Regions from separate parts of the Homo sapiens genome. Here region 1 is linked to region 2. Evidence: chromatin loops called from intact Hi-C (ENCODE). Cell type or tissue: Calu3. All regions are shown on one strand. Each heading gives the region's core, and the rest is flanking DNA. Links, peaks and the distances in the headings are about the cores only. Region 1 overlaps LOC101928277 (a long non-coding RNA gene). Region 2 overlaps LOC101928277 (a long non-coding RNA gene).

Region 1 (15,345 bases), core at 4,346-12,345, 80 kb after region 2:
CAACTCAGAGGGAGGCATTCCCTCTTATAGCAAAGATTCATGCCCCACTTCCCTGTTGCACTTGATAGGGGAATGGCTGTGGCATGTCATGTCTTAGCCCAGTTTTCTATAAAGCAGAGGCTAAGGCAAAGATTAAGGTGGTAAGACTTTATTTAGGAGATGCAAATAAAGGTAAGGAAAACAGGGAGAGGAGGCTGGGAAAGATGTGAAACCACATGATGCCGTAAGTTACTAGCTGGATACCATTTCATAAATCATGAAGAGAGATTGCAGGTTGCTCTGCAAGTTTGGTCATTTGGCATTACGGTCTTTTCCAGCATGGTCTGCAAAGAAGGAGTTGTACCTTATAGCCATCCAGAAGAACCAAAGAATGAAAACAAAAGCAAAAAACAGGTCCTTTTTCCTGGCTCCTCCTATCTCCTACTTGCCATTGGTCAAGGTTCACTCCATAAGGAGCTAACACTCCTGCACTTCTGTATTTCACCACCATCCAGCCTGTTGGTGGCACTCAGGCAATCAAATCTCACACCCTGCCAGATGGTATACCATTCAAACCTGAAATGGAGGGGCAATGAGGTTCAGGCGAGGCACCAGCCAGATGAGATAAAGGAGAAGACAATTGGGAGAATCTGAAAAGTTAATGTTTAGTTCCCGTAGAGAGGAAGGCAGAGCCTGAAAGCAGGAATGGCAAACACAGTTGCAACCATGCTTCAAAGTCTCATTTTTTTATATAGGTCCATGGATGATCCCTACAGATTCACAGCCTGCCAACCTTAGAGACTGGAGACTCAAAGCCATATTTAATTTGACATTTTTAAAGTAAAACAATGTGGGATCTCTTACTATTAAAAGTTAGAAAGGAAAATTCTATCAGCTATACTAGGAAAAATACAGCATAATCTTATAGCATATAGCAATTGCTCACTTTGCTACTTTAAATTTCTTTCAAATCCTCACTAACTGTCCTAAAATTAAGTGTGTAAGGACAGTTATAATCTTGTTGACAGTTCCCACTTTAAATTTAGAGGAAAGGAACAAAAACATCACATCATGAAAAGAACTTAATGTCTGTCACCATTTTTACCTTCATTTAACTTTGAGATGTTAACCTCTGCTTTCTAAAGAGCAGTGACTTAGTTTATATTCCACTGAGAACTTAATATATGCCCGATATTGTGTAAAACATTTTCACTCATATTATCTTTTTTTTTATTATACTTTAAGTTCTGGGACACATGTGCAGAACGTGCAGGTTTGTTACATAGGTATACACGTGCCATGGTGGTTTGCTGCACCCATCAACCTGCCATCTATATTAGGTATTTCTCCTGATGTTATCCTTCCCCTAGCCCCTCACCCCCTGACAGACCCAGGTGTGTGATGTTCCCCTCCCTGTGTCCATGTGTTCTCATTGTTCAACTCCCACTTATGAGTGAGAACTTGGAGTGTTTGGTTTTATGTTCCTGTGTTAGTTTGCTGAGAATGATGGTTTCCAGCTTCATCCATGTCCCTGCAAAGGACATGAACTAATCCTTTTCATGGCTGCATAGTATTCCGTGGCATATATGTGCCTTGATCCTCATAACAATCCCTTGTGGTAGAATTACCTGCCTACATTTTATAGATTCTAAGTGTGGAAAATGGGATCTCAGGGTGAATGAGTAGCTCAGTCACACTGATGCTAAATGGCACAGGCAGATCTTAAGAAGAAGAGGGAAGACGAGGAGGAGGAAGAAAAGCACCAGAAATAATAAATCATTACTGTTTGTGAAAATATCAAAGTGAAGAATAGGAACCACATACACTATTTTCATTTACCAGCTATAAACTTTAAGAAAAATTCACTAATTTAACAATAACTTTGCATTCAATAGAGTTAATCACATGGAACTACTTTTTCCTCTCAACAAGGTAACAGCATTTTAAAAAATAGAGGCCAGGTGTGGTGGCTCACACCTGTAATCCCAGCACTTTGGGAGGCTGATGCAGGTGGATCACGAGGTCAGGAGTTCAAGACCAGCCTGGCCAACAAAGTGAAACTCCGTCTCTACTAAAAAAAAAAAAATACAAAAATTAGCCGGGTGTGGTGCCGGGCGCCTGTAATCCAGCTACTCAGGAGACTGAGGCAGGAGAATTGCTCAAACCAGGCAGACGAAAGTTGCAGTGAGCCGAGATCATGCCACTGCACTCCAGCCTGGGTGACAGAGCAAGACTCCATCTCGAAAAAAAAAAAAAAAAAGAATTAGCACTAACTCATGATTTTTTCTAATACTCTAAAGTAATTGATAAATGCGTCATCTGGAGAAGTCAAATGTAGATCACAATCACACTCAGGAATTGAAATCTTGGAACTCGATCAAGTTAAATGTTCTCTATTTGCTGCAGATAAATTTGGTATTAATGAGTAAAAAGAGTCTCATCTTTTCAGCATGCCTTTTTTAAAATATTTATTGCACATGTACTTTGTGTCATATTCTGAACTCTACTGCAGAGACTCATTATTGGAGATGATGCTGAAAGTGTGGCTTTTTTCTTCCTCCACATTTGTCTAGAAAGGGCAGTCACAAACATGTTAATGGATCTGAGCACAAAAATGAATCAAAGAACACAAGGACCATCATTAATATTTAGCACAATTGGAGGAGCTTCCATTTACATAATTACCTGCCATTAAGTTTGTGTCATAACTTTAATGTGGCACAGAGCAGTCGCTGCAATGTTTTTTATATTTTTAGAAAAGTGTCTTCAACTGTGGTAAAACTGTCTCATAATTGGGCTTAGAGAGATGTCCTTCAGAGTGGCGCCTTTGACCTTCTAGAAAGGGCAGGAAAGGTTTTAGTTTTGTATGTATAAGCCCAGGAAATGAAGTGCATTGTTTGCCAGCACAAACTCTACTGCACATCCTACTCAGCCATATAAGGTTTTCAACAAACACAGGCAGATGCACACGAATGCAGTAAATTCAACATATTGCTCTGTTTCAAATCCAAAATAAGAATAGTCTTTTTTTTTTTTTTTTTTTTTTTTTTTGAGGCAGAGTCTCACTCTGTCGTCCAGGCTGGAGTGCAGTGGTGTGATCTTGGTTCACTGCAACCTCCATCTCCCGGGTTTAAGTGATCCTCCCCTCAGCCTCTTAAGTAGCTGGGACTATGGGAACATGCCACCACATCCGAATTTTTTGTATTTTTGGTAGAGATGGGGCTTCGCCATGTTGCCCAAGCTGGTCTTGAACTCCTGAGCTCAGATGATCCAGCTACCTAGGCCTCCCAAAGTGCTGGGATTATAGGCGTGAGCCACCAAGCCCAACCATTGCCTGTTTACTTCTCAATCCCTACAGATAGACTGTAAGTCTCTTGAAGGAAAGAAGTGGAACTTGTATCGTGTTATATTCCTAGGGCCTGGCTTAATGCCTGAAATATAATAGCCTCACATTTGTTGAGTGAATGAATAAAAATCTTACTGCCCTCAAACTACCTGTAAGTGATTAATATGTGACTGAATAATTTTTTAAAATTTTTATTAATCTGTGACAGACTAATTACACATTATTTCAATCTCCTTTTTTTTTTAATTGAGATAGAGTCTCATTCTGTTGCCCAGGCTGGAGTACAGTGGCACAATCTTGGCTCACTGCAAACTCCGTCTCCCAGATTCAAGCAATTCTTCTTCCTCAGCCTCCTGAGTAGCTGAGATTAGAGGTATGCACCACCACACCCTGCTAATTTTTGTGTATTTTGTAGAGATGGGGTTTTGCCATGTTGCCCAGGCTGATCTCGAACTCCTGAGCTCAAGCTATTTTCCCGCCTTGGCCTCCCGAAATGCTGGGATTACAAGCGTGAGCCACCACGCCCGGCTTCAGTCTCCATTCTGACAGATGCTGTGGCTTGATTTGCTTGACATCCTTCATGCTGAAGGCTGAGGAGCTCAGTACTCCACCTCTCAGCCTCTCCTGAAGGGAAGCAGATCTAGGTATGTGACCTTGAGAAGTTACTTCACCTTTCTGTGTCTGAGTTTCCTCATCTGTAAAAGTCCTTCCTCATGGTAGTGTTGGAAAGATTAAATATTGATAAAGCATAAATGATGTCTAGCACTAGGTCTGGCATATAGAAAATGTGCCATAAATGTTTACCATTGTAATTTGTGTTTGTTACACACAACTGACTGCCAACAAGTCTTGCTGTATTTAAAGGTTTTCATCTGGGCAATTTTTTTTACTATCTTTTCTTCTTGTTTCCTCTGCAGTGAAATGATTGATAGAATTGAAGTAAATCATCTCTCAGGTTTTTCAGCTCTAAAATAGACTGTAAGCCCAGGCACGGTGGCTCATGCCTGTAATCCCAGCACTTTGGGAGGCCAAGGCAGGCAGATCACCTGAGGTCAGGAGTTCAAGACCAGCCTGGCCAACATGGTGAAACGCTGTCTCTACTAAAAAATACAAAAATTAGCCAGATGTGGTGGCACACCTGTAGTCCCAGCTACTTGGGAGGCTGAGGCGGGAGAATTGCTTGAACCCAGGAAGCAGAGGTTGCAGTGAGCCGAGATCATGCCACTGCAGTCGAGCCTGGGTGACAGAGTGAGACTCTGTCTCAAAAAAATAAAATAAAAAATAAAATAAAATAAAATAAAATAGATTGTAAGATGTGTCCAGAGAGCTATGCATCTGTGGTAACCCATAGTGAAAGGCAGGCAGGGTGGGAAGGAGTGCTGAGGATGGCATATGGTAGATATGAACAGGGAAGGAGTAAACCCCAAAGCATTTTCCAAAAGAGCAGTTAAGGGGCATTAAAGGCAGGAAATGGATCAAACAAACAAAGACCAACAAAAAGCGTTGCTTCTCCATTTCTTCCTACCAAATGTTTTAGCCTACCTGAGAAGAGATACCCCTCAAGTTAACTTTAGCCTTTTAATACCTATAATGCCAATTCTAAGCACAGATAGAAGCAGACAATAGAACAGTTGGTCTCCAGTCTCACCATGGAAGTAGCTGGAAGGATTCCAATGAGGGATTTAGAAAACCACTGTCTAATTAAGCTAGGTATTTTAGGATTCCATTTGGCTGCATGAAGCAAAAATGAACCAGAGTGGCCTAAACAAACAGGAAGCCCTGACTCTCATTTTACAAGGACACTAAGGGTAAGGAGCCCAGAGATGAGACAACTCTTCAGGGAACCAAGCTCTTTTCTGTATCATGCTCATGCTTTGTTGACCTTAACATGTGACCTTTCTCTTTATGATCACAAGGTAGCCCCTGCATTTTCAGGCATAAATTTATCATTCCAGGAAGAAAGAACGGGGAAGGGTAAAAAACAAAAAATACGTATCAGCAGAGTTTCCCTCCTTTTATTAGAAAAAGGAAGGTTTATTCACTGGATTCATTCTTACATTTTATTGGCTACAATTGAGTAAAATGGGCCGGGCACGGTGGCTCACGCGTGTAATCCCAGCACTTTGGGAGGCCGAGGCAGGTGGATCACGAGGTCAGGAGATCCAGACCATCCTGGCTAACACGGTGAAACCCCGTCTCTACTAAAAAATACAAAAATTACCCGGGCGTGGTGGCAGGCGCCTGTAGTCCCAGCTACTCGGCAGGCTGAGGAAAGGAGAATGGCGTGAACCCGGGAGGCGGAGCTTGCAGTGAGCCGAGATCATGCCACTGCACTCCAGCCTGGGCGACAGAGTGAGACTCTGTCTCAAAAAACAAAAAAGTAAATAAATAAATAAATAAATAAATAAAATTGAGTAAAATGGCCAACCTCAACTGCAAGTAACTCTAGGCACATTGCCAATTAAACAAAACGATGAAATTCACTGAAAAAATATGGAGGAAATAGACATAGCATAAGAAACTAGCATGTTTACCATCGACCTTCCAGTCAATAAAGTAAATTAGGCTTGACTAGCACACAATGAAACATATACTGTATGTTTTGTCTGGTGATAGCTAAAATTAGATTAAGATGAATAGGCTGACAACAATCTTATATAACAAGACAACAATCTTATATTGCTTAGAAAGTAGCTAGGTCTCATCTTCCTTCCCCTTCTTCTCCTTGATCTCCCTTCCATCTGCTGTTCTCCATCTAAAAAGAAAAAGTTGTATCTAGCACATCAAAAAATCCATAATCTCTGAGTCATAAAACATTTTCAAATAGACTTGTATGTTGTGTTATTTATCATTTTTCAACAGCTTTAAAGTTTTTCTATTCATTTCCATCAGAGTTTCATAACATAACACATTTCTATGTTAAATTTATCACATTGTTTCTCAATTTTTCTTTTCTTTTCACCATCACTATTCTGAGGCTGAGAGAAGTAAATGTGCCCTATCTTTAGGTCCCTGGGGATTCCAGATTGTGGCCTATCACAATTACTTTTTCTTTCTGATAGCTCATGATACATGCTCTAAAATACAGATGGTTCAGTGTAGAGAATACACATGATAGAGGAACTCTCCAGAAGTAAGAATATTGTGTTGACTTTAAAAAGGAAAATAAGTGAAAAAACATGAAACCCAGCAAGTTTTCTATGTATAGACATGCATCTCATTCAAAATATTTGTACAAGTTCATCTAGAAGATATTCAAAACGTAACCAAAAGAGATAGCCCTAAGTATCCAAGGCTCAAAATTGTTTAAAACAAGAAAATATTCAGGAAGTTTAAAGCCAAAATTCTTACAGCAAAAATTGCCGTTGGACTTGGAAAGTCAAAGTAACGTCATGCAAACAGGAGAAAGGCTTGCTGCAAAGTAGGAAAAGAAGCTGGCAGTTTACCCTTATGTTTTAGATCATTGATCCCTTCCCAAATCATTAACTTAGGCAAAGTTTCCCGTGCAAATCAGATTCTCTCAATTTCAGGGAATATCTAAAAGGCTCTAAGTGCTTCTTTACGCAATCAGTAAAATTATACAGAAGGTAAAGGGATGATGATCACATCGTAATTTGATCAAGATTTTGCCTAGATGAGGAAATATGTTTAATCTCCATTGGAAATCAGTTCCATTAATATAGAAAAAAGTTTTCAGACTGTTGATAAAAAGACAAAGCAACCTGTGAAACCATAGTTTGAGGCTGAGATAGATATCAGTTAGGAAAGCACTCAAACCACTTTATTCAGTATATAACACGATAAGCAGTTACTTGAACACCAGGGAAGGTGTGCCCTGACCTCATGCCTTCAAGAACTAAGAAATATACGTTCTTGTTCTTGTTCCTGCTGCTGTTATTAACCTTTGAATATTCGTTTCAGTTGCTGAGTAAAATGCTCTTAGTTTCTCATTCCAGAATCTCGAGGCAAAGTATATCTACTTTGAAAACATAATTAGTCAATGTCCAGAATCAGTTAAAGGAAACTAATGACACATTTGTCCAGATTGCATGCCAGGATGGCTGGCTGAAACCAGCATCAAGGAAATCAAAGAACTTTCCCTGTTAATAAGTAGAGGAAAAACAATGAGAGCTGCTGTTAAGCCACTAACCCACTGGGAGGAATGCATTGAACAGGACCAAAAGAAATGCCAATCAGAGGGAATAAAAATCCACAATCGTTTTTAATTGGCTGAAGAAAATGAAATATACTAGTAGATTACAAATGATATTATAGTATTTCTCCTTGCCCACTACCAGATTTCCTCTCTCAAAATGCAACCATTTACATTTTAAACCACATATTAACATCAAATCTGTGCTCCCAAGCTACCCATGCTCACTGTGGAAGAGACAATTAATGTTCATTGCATTTACCAGCCTCTCTTGCAGTTAGGCGGAAATCATGTGACTGAGTCCTCACCAATGGGGATGTGAGTTGAAGTGGTGTGCCCTGCTGGTCCAAGGCATTTAAAAGTGTTTGTGTAGTCAAGCAAATGAAATGGCAAAGATAAGCAAATACATTTAAAAAAAGTAAAAAAATAAAAATTAACAAAAATTAAAAGTATTTGTGAAGCCCAGCATGGTGGCTCACACCTGTAATCCTAGCACTTTGGTAGGCTGAGGCAAGCAGATCGCTTGACATCAGGAGCTCAAGACCAGCCTGTGCAAGACAGTGGGATGCCATCTCTATGAAAAATGAAAAAATTAGACAAGTGTGGTGGCACACACCTGTAGTCCCTGCTACCTGGGAGGCTGAGAAGGGAGGATCACCTGAGCCCAGGAGATTGAGGCTGCAGTGAGCCATGATCACACCACTGCACTCCATCCTGAGTGACAGAGCGAGACCCTGTCTCAAAACAATAAATAAAAGTGTTTGTGAGTTCTCCACACTCCCTGCTATCTGTATGATTAGAAGCAAAGATCATCCAAGACTGAACAGAGTTTTAAGGTAAAAGCAGCTCAGATCCTTGAGTCACCATTGGAGGAGAGGCTCTGAGGAGACCTGCCCGACTTGTCCCATACCTGCCAAGGGCAGAATGAAGTTGAGCAATGAGATTTGAACTTATTTGAGTGTGTCCTCACTTTTCTCTTCATTTAGAAGAATGAATGTTGGGGTTATATGTGTGAAAATGGAAACTGCTTTTTTTCCCTTCTCTTTTTAGGAAAAGAGTAAAAGAATCTACAAATTTGGCAAGTGAGGAAATGGATTAAATGTTCTTTGCCTTAAGATGATTAAACAATACATTCTTGCTTTGGTAATTTATTTAATAGCATGACTGGTCATATACAAAAAGTTGGTATGTGACTTCATTCAGCAAATATCTATTCAGTGCCTGCTGAGTGTCAGGTTCTGTTCTAGGCGGTTCTAGAGAACAAAATGAAGTAAGATCCCTGCCCTAAAGGAGCACACGTTTTTCCAACTGTCAAATTATCTTAAATCAACTCCTTTTAAATTGTTTTCTCTTGATGAAATTTTTTTAATAAGCTATTTTTCCAATAGTTCAAAGGTTTATATTCAGCATGATCTTTATCAAATGTCATTACCCTCTCTATCCTTACCCCCAAAAAGGAAACGTGTTAAATATAGATGCCTCTTAATTTTCTATGAAATTACAGCTTCGACTCCGAGTAGTTACAACCATTGATATTTAGTGACTCAAAAGTCTTTTTTTTTTTTTTTTTTTTTGAGATGGAGTCTCACTCTGTTGCCCAGGCTGGAGTCAGTGGTGCGATCTCAGCTCACTGCAACCTCCATCTCCTGGGTTCAAGCAATTCTTCTGCCTCAGCCTCCCAAGTAGCTGGGACTACAGGCGCATGCCACCATGCCCGGCTAATTTTTTTGTATTTTTAGTAGAGATGGGGTTTCACCATATTGGCCAGGCTGGTCTCAAACTCCTGGCCTAGTGATCTGCCCGCCTCAGTCTCCCAAAGTGCTAGGATTACAGGCGTGAGCCACCGCGCCTGGCCCGACTCAAAAGTCTTTAATAGTCAGTGCTATCATTGGTTCCCATGGGTGTTCTTTACCATGAAGATGGGGTAGCAGCAAAGTACTTATCCATGAACCTGACCTAGAAAATGAAAACTCCAAAGGAGTGTGATACAGTTTGGATCTGTGTCCTCACCCAAATCTCATGCTGAATTGTAATCTTCAGTATTGATGGTGGGGCCTGGTGGGAGGTGACTGAATCACGGGGGTGAATTTTTCATGAATGGTTTAGCCCCTTCCCTTTGGTGCTGTCCTCAACATAGTGAGTGGCCTCTTGCAAGATCTGGCTGTTTAAAACTGTATGGCACCTCACTATCTCTCTTAGTCCTGCTTTTGCCATGCGATGTGCCTGCTCCCACTTCACCTTCTGCCATGAATATAAGCCTGCTGAGGCCTCTCCAGAAGCAGATGCTGCTGTGTTTCCTGTATAGCTTGCAGAACCGTGAGCCAATTAAACCTCTTTTCTTATAAATTACGCAGTCTCAGTTATTTCTTTATAGCAATGCAAGAATAGCCTTACACAGGGTGCAACAAGAGGATGGGCGCCTCACTTCATGAATCATGAGCAAGTCTCTGGTTGCACTATGTAAAGAAAGGGACCCACCGGGCACAGTGAATCACATCTGTAATCCCAGCACTTTGGGAGGCCGAGGCAGGAGGATCACATGAGGCCAGGAGTTCAAGAGCAGCCTGGGCAACATGGAGAAACCCAGTCTCTACTAAATATACAAAAATTAGCCAGGCATGGTGGCACACACCTGTAGTCCCAGCTACTCAGGAGGCTGAAGCAGGAGAATTACTTGAACCTGGGAGGTGGAGGTTGCAGTGAGCCGATAATACCACTGCACTCCAGCCTGGGTGACAGAGACTCCATGCCAAAAAAAAAAAAAAAAAAGAGAAAGAAAGAAAGAAAGAAAGGGACCTTTAAAGTAACACCTTGCAATAGCAAGGCTGCTCTCATTCCTGGTTTTATTTCAAAACCTTGGATACCTCCAGGAAACCTAGACAAGCTAAGGTGGCTTGAGGTTTTCTTGTTCAGCTCTGGCCCCCTCAAACATCATCATATCTCTCTCTCTCTCCTAACTCCTCCATGATGGGAAATCTAGAGTTGCAGGTAAGGAGTCCTGGTGTAATCAGAAACCTCCAAAAGAATCTCAGAACCTACTAGTCAAATGAGGCTCTGTACTCATCTTAAAATGTTACCTGCTATGTTAATTTTCAAGATCTGGGGCAAAAGCTCTGGAAAGAAACAAATTCCCTAGGTGATTTCAAGCTAGAGAGGATCTTTGGAGCAATCCTGGACCCAAACCTAGCTCCTGGAACTGTAAAGATGCAAAGGGAGTTGCTTGTGTGCTGACAGGACACTTTGCATAAGAGACGGGAGCAGGGTCTGGTGTCTTCATCAGCCTGCATTAGCACAGACATCAGGAATACTCAATTATGGTAATATCTCATTTTAAAGAGGCATGAATCTGGAAGACAAGTAAATACTAGCTGGCTTTTGTGCCATGACTTCCAAATGCTCTCTAAGGAATTGAAACAAAGAGTTTGGAAGAGTGGATATGTGACTTCCTTACAAACTGTGCTTAAAGAAGGAAAAGGAAGATGTGGCTTACTGTAACACACTACTTTGCATATTACTATCAAACCTGCCAGGTCACATCTTAATAGTCTTAGTACCTCCCTCATGTTTTCTATCATAGGAAGTAATGTCCTATTACCAAACTTGAGTATCTGTTCTGTTTCAGTGTGGAAGGATCAAATGATCTTGATGAGTGAGTTCATTCATCTGAATCGGCTACCTATTAAGGCTCAAACTCATAGGCTTGCTCTTGACCTCAAATGCTAAGTCCTCAGAGACACCTTGCGTATGTTTATCCTGCATCAAAGATCAAGAGAATGGACAACACCAGAACTCTTAATACAACAGAGAATCCCGAATTGTGTACGTGATGTTTTGAAGCACATTGACTTTATTTTTGTAAGTTAATATTAAAATTGGCAGGAAATGGAATTAAGATGTGTGTGTTATCCTGGGGATTGTAGCAGAAAGTGGATATTGTAGATAATGCTCTCTGAAAGCATGCAGAATAGCAAGAAGTGAAAATTGAGTATGATATGCCATAGTATTAATAATAGTGGCCATCATTTATTTGGCCAGCACTTTATGTATGCTATCTCATTAACCCTAGCCATTTTTCTCACCTTTAGATAAATAAGTTGGAGCTCAGAGAGGTTAAATAAGCTCTAGACTCTCAAGCACCCAGCTAGAATTGACAGGGCTGATATCTGAATGTTGGTCTTTCTAACTCTATAGCCAACACTCTTTCAAATACTCCACAAATCCTTCCATTCCAAGCTCATTTGAGCCAAGATAATTTCCATAAAAGAGAATACAAAATTGGCCAATTAGTGATGGTTGCCTCAGGTCTAGACTTTTGGTCAGACAAGGGTTAATGGCAACATCACCATGTGAAGTAGAGTGGCTGGCAAACTTGCAAGCTGGTGGAGAAGGAGTAATTGCACATTGCAAGGCATTCAAAGAAAAGAGCCAATGGGATCGAAATAAAACCAGAGGCATTGTCGTTATGGCCCAACTCACCAAAGACTGATGAAGCCAACCTGTGGAGCCTCTAACCTCCTTAAAATAGCCTCCTGCAGTGGGAGTGGTGGCTCACACCTGTCATCCAACACTTTGGAAGGCTGAAGCAGGAAGATTGCTTGAGGCTAGGAATTTGAGACCAGCTATGGCAACATAGCAAGACTCCATCTCTACAAAAAATAAAAAATTAGCCAGGCATAGTGGTGACTTCCTGTAGTCCTAGCTACTCCAGAGGCTGAGGAGGTAGGATCACTAGTGCCCAGGAGTTCAAGGGTGCAGTGAGTCATGATTGCACCACTGCACTCTAGCCTGGGTGATAGAGCAAGACCCTGTCACTAAAAAAAATAATAATAAATAGCATCCTGTTCTCCCCTAGGGAGGAGCCCCAAACCCAGTGGCTTTTCCAGGAAGTCCATAGGTAAAACAGGCTCTTTTTTGACCTGAATTCCAGCATTCTAAATAGAACCTAAACCTGCTCAACAGGTTCTGACAATGTAGCAATCCCAGCAACAAAGCTGCGTAGTGTACCCCTTTTTAAAAACCCTATTCAAAATAACCCTCACCCTTGCCTTCTCCATGACACTGATGGGAAAAAGGAGCCAAAGATCCCTGACAGTAGATAATCTACCCTCTCATCTCCCAGAGGCCACAACGAGCTCCTGTATCAGAAGGCAGGCATTTCAACAGCATGGGCTGGAATTAAAAGGACCAATTAATTACCCTCATCTCCCTACCAGGTTCAGAACAAACTGAGAAACATACACCAGATTCCAATGAAGGATCAAAAGATCAGTTTTATTGCTGGTGGAGCTGGATGAAGAACAGTTATTTAGACTTGATGCCAAAGGGGCTTCCTAATGTGCAGCCTCACCGAATGGACTGACTTTCTCAACCTGACTCTGTCCTAGGCCCAGCTGCAGGTTTCCTGCACCCACAGGCAGAAACTGCATGGGAAGTCTGCCAGATGGAGATGAAAGCTACCACTCCTAGGCAGGGCAGCTGCAAAGGAAGAGGGAGACAGAGGTGAGCCACATGCAAAAAGTGGCCTCTGCCCCCGTAGCTCCCTTCACAGGAGAATCATGGATAAGTGTCACATTCTTGCTATCTCATCAATTAGATAAATCAGTCTTCCTCCTATGAGGTGGAGTAAATGGTGGGAAAAGAGGTCAAAGTTTATTGCTTTGCTATTATGTTTAAAGTACACTCTTGGGCCAGGTGCGGTGGCTCACGCCTGTAATCCCAGCATTTTGGGAAGCTGAGGCAGGTGGATCACCTGAGGTCAGGGGTTCAAGACCAGCCTGGCCAACATGGCAAAACCCTGTCCCTATTAAAAAATTTAAAAATTAGCTGGGTGTGGTGGTGGGTGCCTGTAATCCCAGCTACTCCAGAGGCTGAGGCAGGGAGAACTGCTTGAACCTGGGAGATGGAGGTTGCAGTGAGCCAAGATTGTGCCACTGCACTCCAGCCTAGGCGACAGAGCGAGAACCCATCTCAAAAAAATAAAATAAAGCACACTCTTGGACCAGCATGATCCCCTAGAAGCTTCTTAGAAAAGTAGACTCTCAGGCCCCACCCTTACTGACTTACAAGCTTCCTTTTAACAAAATCCTCAGGAGATATGTATGCACATCAAAGTTTGAGAATCAATGCTTTAGCAGAAGTTTTGTCATAGAAATCCCAGGACGAGACAAAACAATTTCCCCGACAGAAGCTCGAACAAGGTGACCAGTGGGACCAAAGGCCATCTGCGGTATTCCATAATGAAGTTTCACTTGGTGTAAGTGGCATAGGATTTTAACAAATATTAGTATTTTAAACTAGAGGTATGGCTTCAACTATCTCAAACTACATAAAGTAACTAAATTCCTGTTCTGCTTTTAGTGAGCTCTTGTCAAGGTGAAGACCAAAAACAAAACAAAACAAAACAAGGAAGAAAGCAACAGACTTTCTTTTGACTCCGATTACACTTCTTCACTTCAGAGGCTCCAATTTAAATCATTTCAAGAACTGAGAATCACCATCCGGGGAAAGGATCTATCTGACAGATCTTGCTTAGTGTCTAGCCCATGGAAAATTCTTGTGGCCAACTTCCTGGCCTCACTGAATTGCTCAAACATGGTCTTTATTTTTTGGCAGTTTAGAGTTGGGGATATAAGTTGAAAACCCAGGATGGGCACAGAGGCTCACACCTGTAATCCCAGCACTTTGGGAGGCCAAGAAAGGTGGATCGTTTGAGGCCAGGAGTTCGAGACCAGCCTGGCCAACATGGAGAAACTCCGTCTCCAACAAAAATACAAAAAATTAGCCGGGCGTGGTGACGCACACCAGTAGTCCTAGCTACTTGGGAGGCTGAGGCAGGAGAATCACTTGAACCCGGGAGGCGGAGGTTGCAGCGAACTGAGATCAAGCCACTGCACTCCAGCCTGGGCGACAGAGCAAAAAGCCGTCTCAAAATAAAAAAGAAAACCCACCTGATGACAAGTCTAGTGCTTATCAGTGGATATGGCCACATATTGAGTGAACCCCAGTTACTCAATTCTTTGACAAACCAAGTACTAATTTGCTATCCTGCAAAGGGATCAGAGATGCATTCAGTTTTGTGACTTTCATGTATAGCCATTACCAAAGAGTACTTTTAGCCATGTTTGTTTGTTCCTCCCCCAGATGCCAATTATTGCCAGCAAGAGGCCTTTACCTCACAACTGTGACCTGCTTTGTGTTTGAGACATTCCTATCTCAGGCTGCCAGGGTTATTTTCGTGACTCTCAGTAAAAGAAAAACTTCAGCCGAATTAAATGTAAAAGAGTTGTATTGAGCAATGACAATAAGCAAATCGGGCAGCCCCCAGAACCACAGCAGATGCAGAGAGACTCCAGTGCAACCACGTGATGGAAGATTTATGGACAGCGAAAGGAAAGGGACATAGAGAAAATGGTAGTGAGGTACAGAAACACTGGATTGGTTACAGCTCAGCTTTTGCCTTATTTGATCACGGTTCAAACAATTGGCTACATTTGATTGCCCAAAATTCAGTGACTGGCACAAGTGTGAGCAATGGTCGGTTTACACCTCTACTTGTTATAGTTCATGATGTACAGGGAAACATTTAGACTGAGCTTAAATATGTAAGGAGGCAGCTTTAGGCTAAACTTGACTGAACACTCTTTTCAGCACTCAGCAGATGTTCCACTTTGCCACCAGCATGTTCTACTCTCTTCTCTGAAGCCTGTACAGCTTGTGAATGGTTAGCTGACCATTGTTCATGACCAAAGATGACACAGATGGGAGGATTGAGTCTCTATGACCGGTGCTTGCCTATTCAAGGGAAAGAGAGTGGAAAGAGTATCTAATTGATAAGAAGGGAGGTCATGGCTGGGGGCGGTGGCTCATG
Region 2 (15,345 bases), core at 2,443-10,442:
GTTTAAGCGATTCTCCTGTCTCAGCCTCCCGAGTAGCTGGGACTACAGGCATGCACCACTGCGCTCAGCTAATTTTTGTATTTTTGTAGAAATGGGGTCTCACTATGCCCAGGCTGGTCTCAAACTCCTAGGCTCAAGTGATCCTCCCGCCTTGGCCTCCCAAGTGCTTGGATTACAGGCATGAGCCACCATGCCTGGCCTATCATTATGTTTTTAAAGTCTAAGCAGTTTCTTCCAAGTGGATCATTTTTTCACTGCCCTTTTGTCCACAGCCTTCTTTTACAGGTATGGATTACCTGGTTGGTCCAACTTTCAGATTTAAGTATGCCTGTGGTCTCTGTAAGAGTGAGGAAATTTCCTCTTTGGGTCCAGGTGTGTGGTCCACCTCCTTGCCATCTCAGCCAGTGTGTCCTTGGTTTTTCTTACCTTAAGAAATCTAGTTTCTCTCTTTCCCTCAATTTAATTGCATGGTCTATAGAAGACCCTCTTTAAAAAATTTATTGAGACTTGCTTTAAGTGTTAGAACATCATAAATTTTCATAAATGTTTCATGTGTGCCTGAAATAAATTTCCATTCTCTGGTTATTGAGTACAGTGTTATATAAATGCTCATTTTTGTTATTCAAACATTGTATATATTTACAGATTCATTAAATAAATCAGTAGTTAAGAGTATAAAAGTCTTCCCCTGTGATGATGAATTTGTCTATTTCTTATTTTAGTTCCATGAATTTTTGCTTATATTTTAAGGCTATGCGATTGGGGTATTAAAGTTTCAAACTGTAATTTCCTCCTGGTGATTTACTTTGATAGGCAACTAGAAACCACTGAAGTTTGTAGAGCACAGAAATAACAGGATTGGAACCACTCATCCCTATATAGCCTGATTTAATAGAGACATTCTTTGTTTGCATTTTCATTAATTTGGTTTTCACTTATTTTACTGGCTTAATAAGCCCAGCTTGGGAATGAGAATATTTCACCTCCAGTTAGTATTTTGAGACCTAATTTTTCTGGCTTCAGGGAAAGAACCAAATTGATTTGGTTGCTAATAACTTAGACTCTGGATTTGAAAACTGTGAAGTTTCATTGTAAAATAAAAGATAATGTGCCTCATTACGGTAGTAAATGGTGGATGACAAAGAGGTTACAGGATGAGAGGACAAAGAAGTTTGTTTTTGTTTTTTCTGGTTTGGTTTGTGGGGCCAGAAAGGAAATCAGTAAATAAGAATTCAGTTTTGTACATGTCACTTCAGGGCTTGAGATACTCATAGGATTTCTAAGCAGAGCTATCCAGCAAATAGTTAAAAGGTAGCAGAAGCTTAGGGGAAAGTTCCAGAAAATTACAAAATCAAAAGAACGAATATTTACTTCTACAATGATCATTAGTAACAATAATGAGGACAGCAGTGACTTGGAACGTGGGTTGGACATAGCCAAATTCGGGTTTTAGGAAGAATAACTCTGGCTGTAGGGTGAAAGAAGGCCTAAGATGGGAAATAATCTAGAGATGGGAATACCAGGTTATTACAAATGTCTATCTCGAAGCAGTGAGGAACTACATTCAGAAAATAGCCACAGGAATAAAGTGGGGTGGTCAAATTCGAGGTTTATTTTAAGGCAAAATTTCTAGGTTGTGGCAATGAAAATATTAGGCTAGGAAGAGACAGAAAGAGAAGCTTGAAGATGTTTTTAAGAGTTTAACTTAGGAGACTAGGTGGTACACACTATTAATCAGCCTGGGGCATGTCAGGATTTTCCTTTATTTTCTTTGTCTTCTCTTTGTATGTATATACCACATTCTTCCTAGGCTCTGACAGGTTTCAAAGATATTGGGCCTAACATAATCTTGCTGGTAAGAAGAGACTAAATCACTTGCCTTTTAGGTACTTACAATTCCTAGTCCATGAGTAAATTTTTTGCAGCAATTGAAAAGGAGATTTAATTAATTGCATCCTGAGACAGAGAGCAGTAATTCACTACCAACATGCTGTTGTTTGTTTAACTCTATCACTCATTGACTCATTAACCTTCACAACATCTCTTACAGCTCTCTACTTTCCTAAGTGGAAGATAATACAGGTTGGCTCATCCAACTCCATTTTAGCCTATCCATCTCCACTCCCAACCCCTTGTGGCAGATTTTATAGCATCTCAGAGGCCAAAAAGCTGAATCCCTTATGCCATTTATCAGATTTCTTATAGCACTACTTCCTTCCACCAAGCAGATCTAACCACACAAGATTTAGAAGGCAGAGGTGAAAATCACAATGTCAAGACCATTCTGCCACCTCTGCTATTTCTCAGTTTTGTTGTGTTTTCTGCAGTGATTGTTGCATAGGTCCTGTCAGCGGTTGAATTGCGTCCCTCCAAACTGTTGAAATCCTAACCCCCTAGAAATTCTTAGGTCATATACCTATGAACATGACCTTATCTGAGAATAGAGTCTTTGCAGATAGACCAGTCAAGATGAAGTCAGTAGGGTGGGCTTTAATCTACTATGACTGTTGACCTTAAAAAAAGGGGAAATTCAGGCAGAGACAGACATGTGCACAAGGAGAATGTCACGTGAACATGGAAGTAGAGAATGGGGAGATGCATCTACAAGACAAGAAAAAACAGAGATTGTCAGCAAATCACCAGAAGTTAAGAGAGAGTCATAGAACAGACACTCCCTCACAGCCCTCAGAAGGAACCAACCCTGCCGACACCTTGCTTGGACTTCTAGCCTCCAGAACCATGAGACGATACATTTCTGTTTTTTAAGCCATGGCATTTGTGGTACTTTGCTGCAATAGCCCTGACAAGACAATACAGGTCTCATGTCTGGTCCTCAGCTTTGTAGGTGTTGGGGGGCAGAGGATGGGGACAGGGTAACATCCACTTTGAGGAGGCACATCATAGCCTAGTGGAGTGTTCCTAGAGCCAGCAGTTATGATTTCAGTTTCATGATTTCCTTTCTTATTATCTTAAAGTCAGCAGCTACCTAGGTATGTATATTCAGTGGTGGCTTCTTAAAACTCAGCCTACAGATCTTGCTCCTGCCCTTCCTCGAATTAAGTCCCTTTCTGCTTAAACTAGGTCCAGTGAAGTCTGTTGTCTGCAATCTGTGCCCTTTGTCCTGACTAAAGAAGACAATGACACTCCAAAGTGCATCAAGGATTCCTGCCCAGAGAAAACCAACAAAAATTATATTTTTTTATTTGAGCAATGCAAGTACGTGAATCCATTATAAGTATGAAATAAACAAAACAGAGTGAAATTAGGTAATGGATCTAATTGAAATTAGGTCACAAATCTCTAAATAAAAATCTACTCCCTTTATAAATGTCCATATTCATAGAATGAACTCTGACTTGACTGCAGCAGTAAACTAGTTGTTCTTCACTAACTAGGTGAATGCAGAAATTTAGACGGACAGAAGGGTGGGTGGGTGATTAGAGATGGAATTCGTAAATGTGAGCGTAGGCATTGTAAATTTTGTTGGTCAAATATTTTTGGCAGTCTAATGATTTTGAAAAGCTCCTTTTAAAACTATATAATATAAAACTTCAGAGAGAAACAAATCACTAAAACTCAGGCCTAAGTCCTACATAATTCGTATTGAACTCTTTATAAACAATGTGAATGAAGTACAAGACTAAAACTCATAACACTATTGTTAATAATCACAATCACAATAATTTAAAGTTGGTTTAAAAAAAGAAAGGCCACAGTCAGGCGCAGTGGCTCACACCTGTAATCCCAGCACTTTGGGAGGCCAAGGTGGGTGGATCACCTGAGGTCAGGAGTTCGAGACCAGCCTGGCCAACATGGTGAAACCCCGTTTCTACAAAAATACAAAAATTAGCTGGGTGTGGTGGCAGGCGCCTGTAACCCCAGCTACTCAGGAGGCTGAGGTAAGAGAATCACTTGAACCCAGGAGGCAGAGGTTGCAGTGAGCCGAGATCATGCCATTGCACTTCAGCCTGGGCAACAAGAGCGAAACTCCATCTCAAAAAGGAAAAACAAAAGAAAGAAAGAAAGGCCACAATGCAAAATGCTTACTGAGTTCAGACCTTTTCTACTTCAAATGGATGAACCAAGTTTCAGAGAAACTAAGTGACTTACCCAAAGTCAAGCAATAGTAGTTTGATTATTAGAAGAACAAATAACTAACCCTGTGTAAGAAAATAATTCTTTTCCAGGGAGTCCTCAGAACGTATGTTTAAAAAGCCAGTTGTACATTAAACTCCGATAGACGTGCACAGAGAAATTTGGGCAAAGTCCTACTTATGTAATAATGCTGGTAGCAGTGACTCAGACGAACAAAGAATGTTGTATAGAAAGTTAAGCCAAGCCTTGGGAGGCTGAGGCAAGAGAATCGCTTGAACCTGGGAGGCAGAGGTTGCAGTGAGCCAAGATCGTGCCACTGCACTCCAGCCTAGGTGACAGCGCAAGACTCTGAAAAAAAAAAAAAAGAAAAGAAAAAAGAAAGAAAGGAAGGAAGGAAGGGAGGAAAAAGGAAAAGAAAGAAAAAGGGAAAGGAAAGGAAGGGAAAGGAAAGAAAGGAAAGGAGGAAGGAAGGAAGGAAGGAAGGAAGGAAGGAAGGAAGGAAGGAAGGAAGGAAGGAAGGAAGGAAGGAAGGAAGAAAGTTAAGCCAAGTCTTCAAGTCTTGCTCAAATGCTATCTCTGTCATGAGCCTTTTCTACTCTCTCAGAACACAAGTCTGCCTCTGAACTTCCAGAGAACTTCATTTATTTCTCTGTTAGGATAGTTGTCACTTATTTGTTTAGGCAACTCTTATGTAGCACTTACCAATCACTGTTTCAAGTGTTTCCTTCAAAATAATCCCATATGATAGGTACTGTTATTTTCCTGATTTTACAGATAAGAACCTGTGGGGTAGAGATGGGAGATAACTCTGACGAGGTAATACAGAATTCACACCAAGGGAGTCTAGGGCAGGGTGCATGCTCTCACCTCCACCCTGCACCCTCTAACTGTGCTGAAGCTATAGGCCTCCATGCCCAATCTTCTCATCTATGCTGATAGTTCCTAGAGAATAGAGCTCATTCTGATTCATGTTTATATTCCATGTAACACTTTAAATAGTGCCTGCAGGGTGGGTGCGGTGGCTCACGCCTGTAATCCCAGCACTTTGGGAGGCCGAAGCAGGTGGATCACCTGAGGTCAGGACTTCGAGACCAGTCTGACCAACATGGCAAAACCCTATCTCTACTAAAAATACAAAAATTAGCTGGGTGTGGTGGCAGGTGCCTGTAATCCCAGATACTTGGGAGGCTGAGGCAGGAGAATCACTTGAACGCGGGAGACAGATGTTGCAGTGAGCCGAGATCATGCCACTGCACTCCAGCCTGGGCGACAGAGCGAGACTCCGTCTCAAAAATAAATAAATAAATAAATAAATAAATAAATAAATAAATAAATAAATAAAATAGTGCCTGCAGAAGCTTAGAAACCAATCATTAACTAAATAAGTGAATAAACAAACATGTGAATAAGGTGGAAGGACATCTAGGGTTAGTCAGTGAGAACACATCTGTGGCAAATGTGGTTGGTGCTGAGCTGGGAGAAACAGCATCTTTTCTCTTTGCTCACTTCATTCCCAAGTACTGTCTGCATGCTCCTTTGCTCAGGGTACTGTGCTAAGATTTGTTAAATGAATAACTTGTAGGAAAAAACAGTCAGTTGCAGGATGTGAGCTGGCTCTTGATGAAACTCTGGAGTAGAAATGTGAACTTGCAGCTCTCTTTCTTCCCTGTCTTCCCAGTAATGGGTGCTTCACTTGGGCTCACTTAATGTGGTTAGAGAGGTCACCACGGGGCTTCCAGGAAGAGAACAGTCTGAGTAAAGCACTGGGACAATTATGTTAAGAATCTACAAGCACATTCTATAAAATATATATTCACTCAGACCCATGATTCAACCACTCCAATGTTCCCTCTAGTTTAGATTTGTACATTTGATTTGCCCCTTCTTCATAACCACCATAAAATCGCACTAGTGCGTGACTCACTTTCTTTCATTTACTCACATTTCAGTGATGATAATTAACCTTAGCTAATAGCTCTCTTCACTGGAGTGACTCAGGGATTCCTAAAAGCAACAAGCTCACTTGATAGACGGGAGAAGATGGAGACACGAAATGCAATTTGGCTCATATACTCTTGCATTATAATCTCACGCACTCTTATTTATTAGAGCTCTCTGTTGGGAGGCCTCCTGGTCAGAGGTGGGGGCTCTGGAGTTCAAATTCTCTATTTTGGTCAGTCTCCAGGTAGCAGCAGTTCTATAATTGGCAGCTGGGACAGAAAGGTGAAAAAAGTATAAAAATGTTTTCTTCTTATTATATTTTATGATAATCTATATTATTACTTTTTGCCTCAAAATTGCATATATTTTTCTGCAAAAAAGTTAAACGTAGAATCACTGTATGACCCAGGATTTTACTCTGTTTCAACAGATACATGTACATATATGCTCAAAGCAGCATTGTTCACAATAGCCAAAAGATAGAAAATGCCCAATGTCTGTCAACAGATGAATAGATAAACAAATTGTGGTAGAAAGATCGTGCAGCAGAAACTTATTCAGTTGTAAAAAGAAATGAGTACTGATACATGCCATAGCACAGATGAACCTTGTAAATATTATGTTAAATGAAAGACACCAGACACAAAAGGTGAGAGATATATGGTATAATTCCATTTATATGAAATACTCAGAATAGGTAAATCCATAGAGACAGAAGGCAGATGAATGATTTCCAGGGGTTGAGACGACGAGAAAATGAGGAATGCCTGTCTAATGGGTGCAAGCTTTCGTTTAAGATGACAAAAATGTTTTGGAACTAGATAGAAGTGATGGTTGCACAACACTGTGAATGTATTAATGCCACTGAATTGTTTACTTTACAATGGCTAATTTCACAAAGGTTTGTAGCAGGTGAATTGACATAATACAATTTCCGCCAGTGCTCTGAATGTCAACATGAAGAAATTCAATGAAGGGTGGGTAAACATGTGGGAGTAATTTTGACTGTCTTAAGGTAGCTAAATGCCTCATCATCTAATTAGTGATGCACATGAATGGATGAATGAGATTCCCACCACCCCTGCCTACCATCCAGGGAAACCACAGCCAAGAGAATGGGCTTAGCAGAGTCAGCAAGGAAAGAAGGCCCTGTTGAGCTTGGTGATGGACATGTTAATTAGCTTGATTGTCGTCATTATTTCTCAATGTATACATACATCAAAACATCATTTTATATGCCTTAAATATATACCATTTTTCTTTGTCAATCATACCTCAGTAAAGCTGGGGAATATGTATAATCTTATGTTGTGAATCTCACCTCAATTTTTAAAATTGCATGTTTTCCAATAGAGATGTTGTTAATACACTAAATAGAATGGTAAATTTGTTATTCTTCTGCAAATCAGTGTAGTACAAATCCTACCATTCAAGCATGAAGTTCAAAATATTTAATAACCAGCAAGAAACATGTGCCCCTGAATCAGAGGTAACACCTGCCATTAACAATGAATGGAAGCCATCTGAAAGTGCCCCCTGCCAGGCATCAGGCAGAACACCACTTAAGTGTCATTGTCTCCGAGTGCTACACACTACAGGTGACCACTCATGATCTCACTGAATCCTCACCAACAACCTCGACACATATATAAAGGGATATTTCTTCAATTTTGTACAAGAAACTAAACTTCAGAGGTACTAAGTGATTTACCCTAGGTCACGCACATAGTAAATGGCAGAACCAGGACTCACATTTAGATGTTCCTATTTTGAAACAAGAGCACTTTCCCGCATGAAAGTTGTTTGCCAAGATGACTTGCAGCAAACAACTCGACTGCTACAGATTTTTGGCAAAGATATTGGCCTTCTAAGTGCGCTCACAGATTTTTAAATTATTGAAAGAAGGAGGTAGAAAACACCAAATGAAAAACGGGCCAGATTTCCCAGAATAAGACTTAATGGTATAGTGACATTAATAAAAATAGTATTTGACAATTTAGTATTTTGCAGAAATATGTAACTTGGATATAAAAGCAGCAAAAAAAAAATGACACACATACACACCACCGACAAATCTGATGACAGTGCAGTATCCAGGCCAGCCCCGTGAACATACAACCTGTCCTTGCTCCAGCGGCACTGTGCTTGATTTAATGCTCTATCATTGCCATCTTGAAATTCTTAAGCGTTTCTTAACAAGGGGCCCTGCTTTTTAATTCTGCACTGGGTACCACAAATTTTGCAGCCAGAACTGCCAGCATCCAGCTTATTTCAATCCATATCTTGCCTACCTAGAAGAGCTATTACGAAGATCACGTCGGGTAATATTGGGTAACTCTTTATAGTTTACAAGGTACTATCACATAAAAGTCATTATTCTTCAGTTAACTGATTAGTAATTATTTAGATTCACACATTGCTGTTTGCCTCTGGGGAAATTGATGGAAAGGGTAGGAGATCTGCAGAGACAGAAGCCATATCCCAGCAAGGTACCTACACCTAGGTCTCCTGATGCCCAGGGAAGGGTACTTCCCACAGCTTTTGCTGATTGTCACCCTTCAGCAGTAAGCTCCAGTGACAGCTCCCCAGGGAAGCTTCACTTACTCATAAACCATATGAAGAGCTCCATTCACTCACTCCCACTTACACTCTGTCATGTCACCCTATTCATATCCTTCATAGCATTGTCACAATCTGTAATTATTTCTTTTTTGTTTGTTCATCATCTGCCAACTCTACCGGAATGTAAACCCTACAAAGGCAGGAACGTGTCTGGCGGTTTTGAGCAGTGTGTATTCCTAGCACAGTACCTGTCATGCAGTAGGCACTCAACAAGTTATTTCTTGAATGAATGAATGAATGGGTGAAAGAATATTCTTTTCCAGTAGGCTGGAAAATGCTGCTTTCTGTGGTGACTCTAAAGCACCAAAATGTCCTTTGGTCACATGGCCAATGGGTAGATTTCATTGGAATGCATTGGTTTACAAATGTTTAACTATACACTTACTTATCTACCTACTCTGAAAATGAGATTCTAAGTGATAAAAAAAAATGGCTTTGGAATTTGTACTAAGCCAACTGTGCACATGGTACAGAATGTTCTCAGAAGCACCAAGACTCATGAATAATAAGGCAGCCCATTTCCTGGACTTTACAGCCTTCCTTGCCCGATGTGCTCCCTCGCCCACAGCCCTTTGGCCTGCTGACGGGAATCTGGATTCTCTTCTCCCAAGTGAGATACCAGATGAAATGCAAGGGGATTACCTTTATCCTGAATTTTGGCTGTCACTTGTGCTCAGCTCCCCTCCATACATAGAGCATTGCTATTTTATGGAAAGAATATAATTAACACCATATACCACAAACCTGGCTACCAGCAGAGACCCTGACCAAAGCAGCATTTTTCCATTCAGACTGTGAATGTGAGATTGCTCCAGATGGCAAAGCTGAATCAACAGACCCCAGCAGGAAGGTTGGGTTTATTTCACAGCAGGTAGGAATGTGCAGTTGCAGCACAAACAGAACATTTCTCTGGCCTTCCATGAATTATGTGCTCGTCATGCTTAATAAAATGAAGATCCACTAGGCTATGTGTTCCAGACACAAACTTTTTTTGATTAAAAAATCTATATATAACATTACTCATATGAACTGGTGTCATTTACACATATACCTATGCACACACATGCACACACAAATCACCTAAGCACATACTCGTTGTAAAAAAATCAAATAATAGAAAAGTATATGGAATAAAAATGTAGGAGGCCTCTTTATCTATCTCAGCTTGCTCCCCTCTCCCAGGGGTACATTGCTAACATTTTCAAGTATATTTCTCTCTGAACTGTTTTAAAGCATATCGTTCTGACACATGGTGCATTTAAAAACATTTATTTAAATGATTGTATAAAAAAGCTTTATAAAAACATTTATTGATTTTAAAATACATATGTTTTCACATATGAACATTTCTGAAATCGGGCTGTCTTACATTTGATGGCTTGTTAGATTCAGTGAAACTCCACGTTTTTAAGTTTTTAATGAAATGGCTTATACGTTATGTATTGTTCTGAAACTTGCTTTTCAAGAGAGCCTAAATAAGTTATTTACATAATATTTAACATTCTCACTGCATTTATATCCACATTATTGTGTGATATTTTTAAGCTGAAAAATATATGGCTATAGCTCTCACATCTTCAAATCGCTTCTAAATGTATTCCTGACCCTCCCTCAGTACCATGAGCATAACGGTCCAAGTTCTTTATAAAATTTTTTTGCAGATTAGATAAAGGATTTGGATCATACTCTTGGAAGTACCTACTAAAATGCACACAAAATAAAAATATCTTATAAAACTGAGGGTAATAGGTGTGTCACTTGACTTACACACTGGTTTATTGATGGTTTTGTTTCTTGTTTTTTGTGTTTTTTTTGAGATGGAGTCTCGCTCTGTCACCCAGGCTGGAGTGCAGTGGCGCGATCTCAGTTCACTGCAACCTCCACCTCCCAGGTTCAAGCTATTCTTCAGCCTCAGCCTCCTGAGTAGCTGGAATTACAAGTACCCACCATTATGCCCAGCTTTTTTTTTTTTTTTTTTGTATTTTTGTGGAGACAGGGTTTCACCATGTTGGCCAGGCTGGTCTTTAACTCAGGACCTCAAGTGATCCACCCGCCTCGGCCTCCCAAAGTGCTGGAATTACAGGCGTGAACCACTGTGCCCGGGCTTATGTTTTCTTTAGGGATGTGCAATTAATAATGTTCTGTCATGTCATACCCCAAAGAAAATTTGTGGAGTCATGCAGTCTCTCACCATTTCTCCTGATAGGAAGTGGGGAAGTGAGATGTGCTAACTCCATCCTGCTTTCCCTCACAGTTCTCCCAGACTTCGGTTACACTCCCTCCCCCAAGCGCCATCCCCTAGTCATTATGCAGCCTAGATTCTCTGGAGCGATTCCAGGAGGCTGGGCAGGAATTCAAGACTACAGCCACATAGAATAAGACTGCAAAGAGAGGCGGACTCTGACCTGGACTCAGGTTGGCTTTTGTTCACAATAAGCCTTTAAGAAGAAGATTCACTCTAGAGCCTCATGAGGGGGAGGTCCCAAAGGTTTGGGCGAGGTCAGGACACCTCAGTGCTGTGTGGAACTAACTATATTTTAGGCCTAGAGATTACTCAGCGTTTTTGCCATTTATCTTCTCAGGAAAAAGATGCTGCAGTGGCTTTTGATCCAATAGCCTGTTCTAAATCTGTCACATAGCCAGTCAGAATCCATGAATCTGCCACAAATATCCTAGCTGCCTTCTACCTCTAAAGGGACCCTCAACCAGTCCACTCCATCATCTCCTCTGCTACCCACCACGTGCAAGCTGTCACCATCACTGACTTAGGTTCTTGAAGTGGCCTCCTGTTGGTTTTCTCCATTCTGCAGTTACCTTCTACCAATCAATCTTCAAATGTAAGCTAGAGCGATCTTTGAAAACACAAATTCCCTTAAGCGAATATGTCACCTCACCTTGCCCCATTTTAAACCCTTCTGTGGTTTTCTATTGCACTTAGAAGAACACCTAAAATCCTTGGCTTGGACAACAAGTGCTTAGGCATCTACCTTTCCAGAATCTTCTATATGCCACTCTCTCTCTTACATGGAATGTTCCAGACACACTAACCTTGAACATCCTGAGTTCTTTTCTGTTGCAGAGCATTGGTTGTTGCTTCTGCCTGGACAATCTTCACTTCAACAATGAGCATGGCCTGCTCCCTCTTATCCTCCAAGTCTTCTCTCTCCAAGCCCAGCTGGCTTTTCCACAGCACCGTCTATAGACTACCCTCCTGTTACTCTATCATATCATTCTGTTTCTCTTTTAAGAGCACTTACTATAGACTCTATAATTATCATGTGGTAATGTGTTCATTTTCATTTTCTGCCTCCCTATATAAAAATTTAAACTTCTGAGAATAAGAACTTTGTTCTGTGTTCCCAATTTCTCATCTAGAGCATTTCCTGAACAATTGGACCAACAGACATTTTTGAATGAAAGAGTGGGCATTACCTACATATTTAAAATTAATTGAGAAGTTCTGCAGGCCTGACATGCACTAGCCAGAGCTGCCTGTACCAAGGTTGAGTGACAACAGAATAAAGCAGCTGTTCACCACCCAGGTGCCCATCAGTATCACAATCTGAAGGCCCACTCTAACCTGCCAAACACAGTCTTTTGTGGAAGAGTCTGAACATCCTTGGTTTGGAGGTGCCATGAGGGATTCTGATGCATCTATGTCTAAAAATGTCTAGGAAGAACCTGTCCCTTGACTCTGAAATCACTAGTGCCCAAAGTGGACTGCTGTGGGGTGGGGGGGATGACATGTGTTTAAGAGTCGATGCTTACCCTGTCCTGCCTTAGAAGAAGCAGCAAACATGGAGCCACCTGGCAGGCGAGAGCAGAGTCTCAGAAGAGATGCTCTGCACACAACCAAAGCTTCCAGGAAGTTCATGAGTCAACCCGAATCAAAGCCTTGAGCTTTTGTGGAGGGGTGTGTGTCTGTGTGTGTGTGTGTTTGAGAGAGAGAAAAAGAGTATATGTGTTTGTGTGTGTGTGTGAAACACCTCCTTTTATAAAAGTAAAATAGTGTGAAAGTTTGGAATATACAGAAGAATATAAAGAAGAACTTAAAAACCACCCATGAATCTACTCAAAGATCATCATGTTAACATTCTGATTTTTAAAAACCACCATGGCCACTAATACTGAGTGCTTATAATCTACCAGACACTGTCATGCCTCACATGAATTTACTTCTTGAACCTTCACAACAACCCAATGAGGTAGGTGCTATTGTCCTTGCCCATTCTACAGATGAGAAAACTAAGGCACAGGGAAGGAGGTTAGGAAATTTGTACCAAATCATACAATCTTAGAATTTTAATTTAACAATCTGCCTCCAGAACTAATGTTCTTAACTACTGTGCAATAAAGACTTGCCTTCCATAGATGTCTCTTTGTAGGATTATATATATTTTTACAAACGCACACACATATATGTAATAGGGAAAATGGTTTAAATATTAACAACTTTCCTTCTTCTCCTATTGAGGAAGAAAGCTCATTTTTGGCTATCAGATTTCTGAGAAATAAATAAAAATTTCAAGACTCACTTTTTTCCAATTAAGAGAGCGATCATCTTTCTATTGCAAGAAGTTTGATTTGTTGATTTGTTAAATCATGAACGGGTGCATTTTTAGTTAGTTTGTTTGTTTGTTTTTGAGATGGTGTCTCACCCTGTCACCCAGGCTGGTGTGCAGTGGCGCGATCTCAGCTCACTGCAACCTCCACCTCCCAGGGTCAAGCGATTCTCATGCCTCAGCCTCCCAAGTAGCTGGGGCTACAGATGCCCGCCCCACGCCCGGCTAATTTTTGTATTTTTAGTAGAGACAGGGTTTCACCGTGTTGGCCAGGCTGGTCTCGAACTCCTGACCTCAAGTGATCAGCCCGCCTCGGCCTCCCAAAGTGCTGGGATTACAGGCATGAGCCACCACACCTGGCCGGGTGTGTTTTATCAAATGTTTTTTCTATGATTGTAGAGATGCCCATGTTTCTCTCCCACTTCCCACACTCCTTTAACCTATCAGCTAAACTAGACTTTTTATTTGGCCATGATTTTTTTCCCTAAACAACGGCTAAATTTTGTTTGCTGATATTTTCTTTCAGATTTTTGCCTCTATTGTAAACAGTCAGGTTGGCTTTCAATTCTTTTCTCATAATGTTCTTGTCTGATTTTGGTATCAAGGTTATAATAGACATCAAAGGAACCGAAGAGAGCTCATCTCTGTTCTCTGAAAGAGTTTAAGTTTGGAATTACCAATATCTTGAACTCACCTATAAAAATAGGCTGGGCTCAGCCGGGGGTGGTGGCACATGCCTGTAATCCCAGTACTTTGGGAGGCTGAGGTGGGCAGATCACCTGAGGTCAGGAGTTCAAGATCAACCTGACCAATATGATGAAACCCTGTCTCTACTAAAAATACAAAAATTAGCTGGGTGTGGTGGCATGTACCTATAATAGCAGCTACTCAGGAGGCTGAGACAGGAGAATCGCTTGAACCCAGGAGGTGGAGGTTGCAGTGAACCGAGATCGTATCATTGCACTCCAGCCTAGGCAACAAGAGTGAAACTCTGTCTCAAAAATAATAATCTGGGCTCAAATTTTTGCTCACAAGATGATTTTTAATTTTTAATTCAATTTCTTTAACGGTTATAGCACTAATCAGGTTTTGTCTTATTTTTTGAGTCAGTTTTGATAATTTTTATTTTCCTAGAGATGTATCCATTTCTCAGAAGTTGGTTGTTTTGTTTTTTTTTGTTGTTGTTGTTTCTGAGACGGAGTCGCCCAGGCTGGAGTGCAGTGAGTGGCTCAGTCTCAGCTCACGGCAACCTCCGAGTCCTGGGTTCATGTGATTCTTGTGCCTCAGCCTCCCAAGTAGCTGGGATTATAGGGATGTGCCATCATGCCTGGCTAATTTTTGTATTTTTAGTAGAGACAGGGTTTTGTCATGTTGGCCAGGCTGATCTTGAACTCCTGACCTCAAGTGATCTGCCCGTCTCGGCCCCACAAAGTGCTGGGATTACAGGCATAAGCCACCGTGCCTGGCCTCTCAGAAGTTTTTAAACTTATTGGTATAAACTTGTTTTCTTTCCTTTATCTAATCTCATAATGCCGCATGTGTAGTAACATTCTCTTGTTAAATTGTTAATATGATTTGTTTGTGACTTCTTTTTCATCTTAATAAATCTTCACAGAAATGCACCATTTTTATTACTCTTTTGAAAACAAATTTTCTTCCTATTTGCATTTGTATCTTTGATTTCTACTTTATTGATTTTTGTCTCTTCAAGTTTCTTTGAATTATTCAGTGAGTTTCTTCCCCTTACTTCTAAAATTGAGTATTTTGCTCATACTTTTTAGCCTTTCTTATTTTTTATACAAGAATTTAAGGCTATAATTTTTTTTTTTTTTTGAGAGGGAGTCTCGCTCTGTTGCCCATGCTGGAGGGCAGTGGCATGACCTCAGCTCACTGCAACCTCCGCCTCCCAGGTTCAAGGGATTATCCTGCCTCAGCTTCCCGAATAGCTGGAACTATAGGCGTGTGCCACCACGCCCAGCTAATTTTTTTGTATTTTTAGTAAAGACAGAGTGTGCCATGTTGGCCAGCCTGGTCTCAAACTCCTAACCTTGTGATCCACCCACCTCAGCCTCCCAAAGTGCTGGGATTACAGGCATGAGCCACCGTACCCGGCCAAGGCTATAAA

Evidence for each region. Peaks named below come from ENCODE experiments on the same cell type or tissue, not always from the same donor. Only the 100,000 strongest peaks of a DNase experiment are listed, where the experiment ranks them.
Region 1: a loop joins it to region 2, with 2.9 times the contacts of the local background. A loop is called at or near these places in 2 of 110 quality-filtered maps.

The regions. Positions count from the first base shown.
Region 1 is chr6:134,745,833-134,761,177 of GRCh38, forward strand. The region is part of intron 3 of LOC101928277 (a long non-coding RNA gene); the gene reads right to left. Among named protein-coding and RNA genes, the nearest start is that of ALDH8A1, 200 kb to the right of the region's middle. In Calu3, for the core only: no CTCF peak of the experiment used is centred there; DNase peaks (open chromatin) are centred at 7,419, 7,769 and 12,319.
Region 2 is chr6:134,667,714-134,683,058 of GRCh38, forward strand. LOC101928277 (a long non-coding RNA gene) reads right to left here. Exons shown (of 5, transcript XR_001744364.2): 5 at 6,176-6,305. Among named protein-coding and RNA genes, the nearest start is that of LINC03002, 140 kb to the left of the region's middle. In Calu3, for the core only: no CTCF peak of the experiment used is centred there; DNase peaks (open chromatin) are centred at 4,318 and 5,768.